Linked DNA regions of Homo sapiens: region 1 is linked to region 2. Evidence: read pairs that join two places in POLR2A ChIA-PET (ENCODE). Cell type or tissue: PC-9. All regions are shown on one strand. Each heading gives the region's core, and the rest is flanking DNA. Links, peaks and the distances in the headings are about the cores only.

Region 1 (4,402 bases), core at 198-4,197, 84 kb after region 2:
CATAGGTTTAGGGCAAAACCCAGAAGAGATGGAGACACTTAAAGACGGAAAAGAGTGAGAATCACTAGAGGGGTAAGATAGGAAACTAAGGCCATTGTTCCAGGTAGGCCAGGAGGGGGCCTGGAATGCAGGGCAGAGAGGGAGTAGAGATTCAGAGTGTTTGGAGATGAGAGACCTTGAGCTCTTTGGTCTTGATGTTCTTGGTTGAGGATATAGCTGTCTGCTGAGAGTAAGGCTGGACAGTGGCATTTATGAAAAATAGGATTTGAAACAACTGCTGTGAGTTTTCTGTTACATAACAACTGCCTGAACAGTGGAAAATAGTGCTGACTTTTCTTAACTCCTGGAACCCCCTGATTTTGTGACCAAAATTATTGACTTTCTCACCAACTTGACAATCTATAAGCCAGAGTGGTCAGGGTTCTGTTGAACTCTATTCCTTCCTGGAATAATGCTATCAGTCCCAGGTATTCCAATCCAAGTGTGACCATGCAACGGAATTAATAAGTTTGTTGTTTTGTCAGTCAAGTTATCATTACACAGCAACTTTCCCATTTGGGGCTTAATAACATCAAGCATTTTTGTCCTTATGGGTCCCCTGTGTTTATGTCACCGAGCCCTCAGGACTTAGTGGATATCTGACAAGGGTCTTCATGATTCAATCACATAGTCATTTTACCATACACCAAACCCCTGTAGCTGCCACAATATTTTTGACCCATATACCATTTCGTATTGTTTTATTCTTAGTCATACACTGTTTAATTTGTAAGGAACTCTGTTGTTGAAATATAGAAAGTGGAAGGGAAACACAAAAGCAGTGAATTCGCAAACTTGCCTCAAGATGCTTGCATTAGATCCGTGGACAGCATTCAAAGTTCTCATATTGCACACCAGGGTGTTTATTGTACTTTAACAGTATTTAAAAATGTAAAATACATGATGATTATATATAATTTGACTTTCCAGCTATTGAGAATAAGGCCTGTCAACAACCGCAGTGTGTTATTTGTGCAAATCAAATCCTAAAACCTTCATTCTCATCTTGTGATTTAGAAAAAAAACCTGAAAATTAGACACATCGAAAAACAATACCAGTTGATTTTTTAAGTTCAAAAGAGAAATTTTAAGCTAGTTATGGAAGCAATTGTTGATTCTAGAACTTGTAGTTAGACTCCAATTTACTTTAATATAGTTTTAGTCCCAAAGTAAAAATATGACACAAAGAAATGTTAAAATGTATTTGGCCATGAATCATTCTTTTACATCTAGAATTAAGTTAATATAAATCAAATAGGCATCCTGTTTTTTTAAGAAGAAATAAAGAAAAAAGGAAATAGAAAAAAAATCAAATAGTATATATCACTTGATAAATAAAAAATTGTTGACATTTTTCCTCTATTAAAATAATTACTAGACTTTTAAAAATGAAATATTAGTGCAATATTATCTTTTCATAATGGGATATTTTGGGAATACAAAAAAGTATAGATAATAATATAATGAATGTATATGCTCTCATCACTTGGCTTAAGATTTTATAACACAGACCTAAAATACGTATATTTTTAACTTAAAATCTCTCTTTCATACATAACATGTAAAAAGGGTAAAACATATAAATTTAATTCCTAAGAGAGTTTGCAAAGATTTATCATAAAAAGCATTGACTCTAGGCGTGGTGGCTCACGCCTCTAATCCCAGCACTTTGGGAGGCAGAGGCTGGTGGATTGGCTGAGCTCAGGAGTTTGAAAAAACATTGACAAATCTGAACACTTTGAATGATACTGCCTTACAGGGTTCACAGAAGACTTAAACTTTTTAAGTTTAAGTCTTTTTGACTGCTTTTTAACTGTGTGTGGAGGGACACACGAAATGTTTTTCCAGACCATCTTATTCATTTCACTTAAGGAGCTCAAGAGAAAGCAAAGAGAGTAACTGAGGCTTGATTATTGTTATTTATTCTTAAGTGCAGAACAAACCACAAGAAAATACCTCCAGCATTCCTACACTCTGAGTCAGTTTACGTGGTAGATACAGAAAGGCCAGAGCTGGGTAAAAGTTAATAGGAAGTCTTTATTATACTGAGAGTCTTACTGGATGCTAGACCCCATGTGGGACACATTATATATCTCAGTTTATTTAATTGTTGCAACCATCACTAAAGTAGGTATTTTGGTGGTTGCCATTTTACACATGCAGAAACCAGGAGCTAAACAGGTTATGGGACTTGCTCAAGGCCAGTACTGTTGAAGCCAGCACCCAAACTTACGACTCTGATTCTAAAATTCATAAGGGATATCTTTGCTGTATCAGTGTTGATGAGGACTTCAAGGTTCAGAATGAATAGCAGCTAGATGGTAAGATATCACAAATGAAAGCACAATATATTTACCTCATCAAGATACATAGGGTTCACCTTTTCTACTCTCTGGAAGCAGAGTCAAAGTCAGACAGGAACTCCTGGGACTTTCAGAAGCCCCCTGTATCATTCTTTCCCTGGTAACTCTGGGGATACTGGGCCTCAACAGCTTCTGATCCCCACTCCTGGAGACAGGAAGAGAGACACAATTGCCAAGGCAACTAGTGGACCAAGAAACACATATTGAAAACATGCCAGGTCCTGATTGCTGGGTTACCAGGGATCCTGCATTAATTAATGGCCAAAACCCCAGAATGTGTTTCTGCAATAACTGGCCTACACGTTAATAATCTTCATTGTGAGTCCAGGTGCACTTTCAACTGCATTCCCACTTATTGTCTTTATTGTGCCCCAATGTGGAACTCTTCCAATCTTGTTTAACATTCACTCCAACCCTACGCAAAATTCAAGGTATATAGCTGTGTCATTTTGGGAATAGGAAAGAGGGAGGAGGAAGAGGAAAAGAAGAGTAAGAGAAGGAGAAGAATAAAGGAGCAGGAGGAAGAAAGGAAGCAAAAGGACATCATTTCATTGGGTTTCATTTCACTGATCTGTTAAAGGAGGGTATTAGACCAGGTATGTTATTCTTAATGTTTCTGGATGTTAGAACCTATGAGAATCTGAGAAAAGCTATGAACTATCTTTAATACACATAGCATATTTTGCACAGAGTTCCAAAAAGTTCTCGGACTTCAGGTTAAAGATCTTTAGACTAGATCTCTATGGTTTCTTCCAAATCTGTGGGAACAAACCCACCATAAGTTGAAATCGAGCCTCTTTTATTGCTATCAAATTTCTGATTCAAAGGGGGTGGTGGAAAAATAATAATATTGATAGTTTGGTTGTTTGCTTAGCAACCTGCAGGTGAGAAACCAAATGAATGTCAAGTACTATTAAGGATACAATCATTATTCCAAATATTTTAATATGCCACAGGTAAGCCTCAAGTCAAACAGTAACACTCCACAGAGCAGAAGTCTGACAACATGTTAAGCAGCTGCTGCAGTTCTTGGCCTGACTCCTCCTCCTCCCTACCCCAGGCCCCACCCTGGACAGCAAACTTTCAAATAAATTGCCAGGAGGTCCTTTGTTCTAAAGAAAAAGGCTGAATGGTGAGATGAAATGGACATTGAATTTTTATTTTTCTTTTTTCCTATTCTAATCTTTTATAGTCTGAATGATAATCACAGAGGAAGTTCCCTTGGCAATGTTGCATTTCCATGGTGATGGGAGAGGTCAAGGTTAGCAAACCAGGGTTCTGGGAACCTTCTGCTGCAGGCTGGATGTGAGGGAAGGGCTAGCAGTCAAAGTGTCAACAGGGGACCCACTTTCACAGTCTCTTCTTTAGAGTGGACCACAGAGCCTAACTTGTCCATTTCTGAATGGACAAACCAGTGATGTCTTGAATGTAATAATAGCTCCATCGCTTCCCCCTATGCAGAAACTTGCTGTGCCCTTCCTCTCAAAGGCCAGGAACGGATGCCTCTTACTAACAACAATCCGTGGATTGTTGAAATATGTATGTGCTCTTTGTATCGGCACCAGAAGCTCAGAGATGCCAAGTTTTAGAAACCAAATCTACTTTAGAAAAGCAATTTGATCTTTGAGAACAAGGGATCCGAAATAAGCTCTGACCGTGTCAGCGCAAGCAAAAAGATGAATTAATTAAAAGTGGAATAGGAAGCATACAGTTTAAATTAAATATCGAATGACCTAAATAATTCCCCTTAAAACCCAATTCAGTTATTTTGCCTGAAACTGCATGTCCTGATTTTACTCTTTTGGATTCTCTTCTTATGCTTTTATGTGGGTATATAATGTTATGAAACTTGTACAGTTTGTTCAGACCAGAACTACAGAGGAAGACATGATGGAACCAAGGTAAGCCCTAATAGACCAACGATATTTAAAGTAATTGATTGAAGATCTGTGATTTCTTTGAGAGGAGGAAAAGGTAGGAGAGACACAGAGGTTCTTAGG
Region 2 (4,402 bases), core at 304-4,303:
CATTAGGATTCATTCTTGGTGTTAAACACTCTATGGGCTTGGGCAAATGTGTAATGACATGTATCCACCATAATAATATCATTCAGAGTGTTTCCACTGGCTTAAAAATCATCTGTGCTTCACCTATTTATCCTCCCTCCCCTCTAACTCTTGGCAACTGCTAGCTTTTTTACTGTTTCTATAGTTTTGCCTTTCCAGAATGTCATATAGTTGAAATCATACAATATGTAACCTTTCAGATTGGCTTATTTCACTTAGTAATATGCATTTAAATTTCCTCCATGGCTTTTCATGGCTTGATAGCTCATTTCTTTTTAGCACTGAATAATATTCCATTGTGTGGATGCAACACAGTTTATCGATTCACCTACCGAGGGAAATCTTGGTCGATTTCAGGTTTGGGTAATTATGAATAAAGTTGCTATAAACATACATGTGAAGGTTTTTGTGTGGACATAAGTTTTCAAGTCATTTGGTTAAATACCAAGGAGCATGACTCCTGGATTTGTATGGTAAGAGTGTTATAATAGTTTTGTAAGACATTGCCCAACCATCTTCCACAGTGGCTGTACCATTTTGCATTCCCACTAGTAACGAATGAGAGTTCCCATTGCTCCACATTTTTGCCAGCATTTGGTGTTGTCAGTGTTTTGGATTCAGGCCATTCTTATAGATGCATAGTGATATTTTATTAATTTGCAATTTCCTAATGACATAATGTTGTGCATCTTTTCATATGCTTATTTACCATCTATATCTCCTTTGATGAAGTGTCTGCTCAGATCTTTTGCCCATTTTTAAATTTTTTTTTTTTTTTTTTTTTTTACTGTTGAGTTGTAAGAGTTCTTCGTACATTTTGGAGAACAGTATTTTATGAGATAGGTCTTTTGCAAATATTTTCTCCCAGTCTGTGGCTTGTCTTCTCATTCTTTAGAGATGGTGCATTTTTTGGTCTTCTTGTTCAAGTTCTTTAGGTTCACTTTCTGGAGAATGGTCGAGAGAAGCATTATGATGGCCTCTTATAGAAGATCTCCAAGAGGAGAAGGAGCTCCTATCGGTTGGTTTTCTATATCCAAGTGTTCTTTTCCTACATGCAAGATGTGGGACCAATTCCCAATTTTGCATTCTGATTTAAATGAGAGGAGACATCTTTCATGTCTGAGTCAAGAAGGGCAATACCTCGAAAAAGTAATTTAAGAAAAATGATGATGGCCCAAGAACTCAAATCAATAAATTCCCACACCTCCCCACAAGTCCTGGCTTATTCATTCCAGAAGTAGCACATTTCCAAATGCTCTGGCCAGGTCTGACTGATGTCCTAAAACAGATCAGCTCTAAGCTGTACTTTCTTCAGCCTCTTTTCACCCCAGATCTCTCTTGTTCCAATTTCCCTGTAATGGCAGCCTCCTTGGCTAACATTATTACCATTTATTTCTTTTCAATTTCACCCCATAGCTCAGCAAGAATTGGAAGGAAAGGAGGCTTGAGGTTGCCTCTATTTTAAAACAAACATCTTGGTCCCAGAAAGGTGCAAACCAAATAGAAGGAATTTTTTCAAAAGAGAAAAAGGCAATTCTATTTTCTCAGGGACTTTAAGAAAAATAATAATCTGTGAGTTAGTGTTGTTCATTTGCAATGGAGCAGGAAATAACCAAACAAGGAGTAGAATGAGGATGTTGGTTGGATACTTCTGGGTAAAGTCTTCTGTGTGATTTAATTAACCTGATTGAAGAAAATTAGCAGAATTTTTGTCATTCACCTATTCAAATATAAATATGAAAGTGAAATACTATGTCAACTGTGTTTTGGGCATTATCTCCTTTTTTTTCTTTGATGACCTATGCTAAGACTTTCTACATTGAGGACAACAAAACGGAAGTTTCCTCTAGGGTCATTGGTGAATTTGTCACGTGAATAAGAAAGCCCTTTTTGCTCTCTCCGTACAATAAATAATGCATATTACAAGCTTTACAGGAAACAAATGAGTGCCTTCTAAATAATTGATTTCTATCTTTTTCTTTCTTTCTATGACCTGGAACATTATGACTTTATGTGCACATTTGATGGGTTTCCTCTCAAATATAAAGAAAAATACAATTTTCAAGTAGCTCTTTTAGACATTTGAAGTATGCACAAAAAGGCAAAAATCAGAAGGTAAGAGACTTGAGACAGCCAGTGGGAGGACGGCCTGATTTAAGCAAGCTTCCAAGGTGCTTCTTTTTAAGTCTGTTGTCAATAATTCTGCTTCATATCTCCTTCTTTCCTCTGTCTACTTTGAGAGAAAGGAGTTTGCCTGATCAGTGGGGATTTTTTGTTTGTTTTTTCCTCAACTAATATTTAATTATTAATCATAATGTTTTGGTAGGAGTAGGGGATAATTCATGGGAATTAAAGTTTCTTTTTCTCTCAAGTATTGGCCTATAATTGTAAGGCACTTCATATTTGAAAAGCCTTTCCCCAGAGCCCCATGAAGCATATGTCTGCCTTCCTACCCATATCAGTCCAAATGAGCTAAGTTGTGCTGTGGAAACAAACAACTCTAATATCTCAGGGTCTTAAAGCAGCAAAGTTGTTTGATTGCTTGTGGTCATAGTTCACGAAGGTGACCTACTTATTGTACACACTCAGGACCAGGCTAATAGTGGTGCCATCTTGACAGGTGCTTCCATGATAACAGAGGTAAGAAGAGGCCTGAGGGCATACCCATCATGTCCCCTCCTTTTTCACTGGTCAAAGCAAGTCATAGGGACAACTGAGATATGATTGGGGTCAGAGATTGTAACATCCCCTGAGAAGAGCAGGAAATATTTGTGAACAACAACACTATCCTCCAGGACCCTTTACAGGTAAGGGACTTAAAGCTCAGAGAGACTAAGACAGTGGCCCATGGTCATGCAGATGAATAGAAGGGGAGCTGTGTTTTCTCACCTCAGGGTTGGGTTTGACTGATTCTAGGTACCTGACCTGTATGTGCTGACTCCTCTCACCCTGCTGGAAGAAGCAGGGGACAGCATTACTTGGTTCTGGATATCATTTGCATCTTGTGGCTCAGCAAACCCTTTTATTTTCATGTTAAAATTGATATTTTCTTAGATTCTCTAAGACACACAGGGGTCATGTGGTTATTCGGCTTAATGGAGACTATAAATGTGACTCAAGAGTTACATAACCGAGTAGGCAGCTGTCTAGTCTAATTTCAGAGAGCTGAAAAGACTCCATGCACACGCCCCCACCCCTGTTCCTCCATGCCTGAAGCTCCCCCTAATAGGTACTATTTTTAATAGCTCTCATTAATGGAGGTGCTTATCTGTCAGGAATTGTGCTAAGTGCCTTCCTTTTACAATCTCACCTAATCATAGAAGTTGAGGAGCATTAGTGCCCCATTTAACAGATGAGAAGTTCATGCTTCTTTAACTTCTCAAAGTCCAACAGCCAGGAAGCTATTAAACACTGTGCTTTCTGACTGCCAAGCCTATGCTTTCGACCTCCATGTTTTATTGCTTCCAAAACAGGGGACAAGACTCCACATTTCACAACCACATATAAAATTTCCATGCAGATCGCCTTAGGAGAGAGATGAGGCCTGAGCTAAGTACAAATACGGTCCTTTAAGGACAGCCCAGTTTTAGAAGGGGAAGATTTAGGCAATAGTGGAGGAAGACTCGGAAAGGGATTCTATGGACTTGGAATAGGAGAAAAGTTCCCTGCGTTCATTTCTTAACAAACCAACAAAGTAACACAACCTGGATGGCTTGCAAAGCAGAAATTTATTGTCTCCTGCTTCTGGAGGCTAGAAGTCCAAGATCAAAATGTAGGCAGGATTGGTTCCATCTAAGGGCTGTGAGAGAGAATCTGTTCTAAGCCTGTCCCCTAGCTTCTGGTAGCTGCAGGCATTCCTTGGCCTGGAGATGATGTTCTCACCTTGTCTCTTTATACTGTCTTTCCTCTACACATGTCTGTGTCCCAATTTCCCCTTTTTATACAGATCCCGGTGATAATGGATTAGAGACTCATTCTACTCCAGTATGACCTCATCTTCACTAATCACATCTACAATCACATCTAATCACATCTTTATTTCCAAATAAGGTCACATTCTGAGGTACTAGGAGTTAGTACTTCAATATATAAAACTTAGAGAGACACAACCCAGCCTAGAACAGTCCCCGATAAGGAACTCTCACACCTCTCTATCACAGGACCAAGTTACTGCCAAAGCTTCCCCAGAGGCTGCCTGAAGAGGCCATGACCCAGCCCAGAAGAAATGAGGAGTTGCCTATACCCTGGGGCGGTGGGGTAGGATTGGGGGCGAGGAGACAGGTTCTGACAGTGGGAGGCCTGAAATTGGAGATCTCTGACTCTGTGGCCTTGGAAGCAACAGGAGTCATTGAAGAATCACATG

Evidence for each region. Peaks named below come from ENCODE experiments on the same cell type or tissue, not always from the same donor. Only the 100,000 strongest peaks of a DNase experiment are listed, where the experiment ranks them.
Region 1: POLR2A ChIA-PET joins it to region 2 with 8 read pairs; 2 of 35 experiments call an interaction of 5 or more read pairs at or near these places.

The regions. Positions count from the first base shown.
Region 1 is chr11:110,982,298-110,986,699 of GRCh38, forward strand. No RefSeq gene overlaps it. Among named protein-coding and RNA genes, the nearest start is that of LINC02550, 110 kb to the right of the region's middle. In PC-9, for the core only: no CTCF peak of the experiment used is centred there; a DNase peak (open chromatin) is centred at 2,014.
Region 2 is chr11:110,898,439-110,902,840 of GRCh38, forward strand. No RefSeq gene overlaps it. Among named protein-coding and RNA genes, the nearest start is that of ARHGAP20, 190 kb to the left of the region's middle. In PC-9, for the core only: no CTCF peak of the experiment used is centred there; no DNase peak of the experiment used is centred there.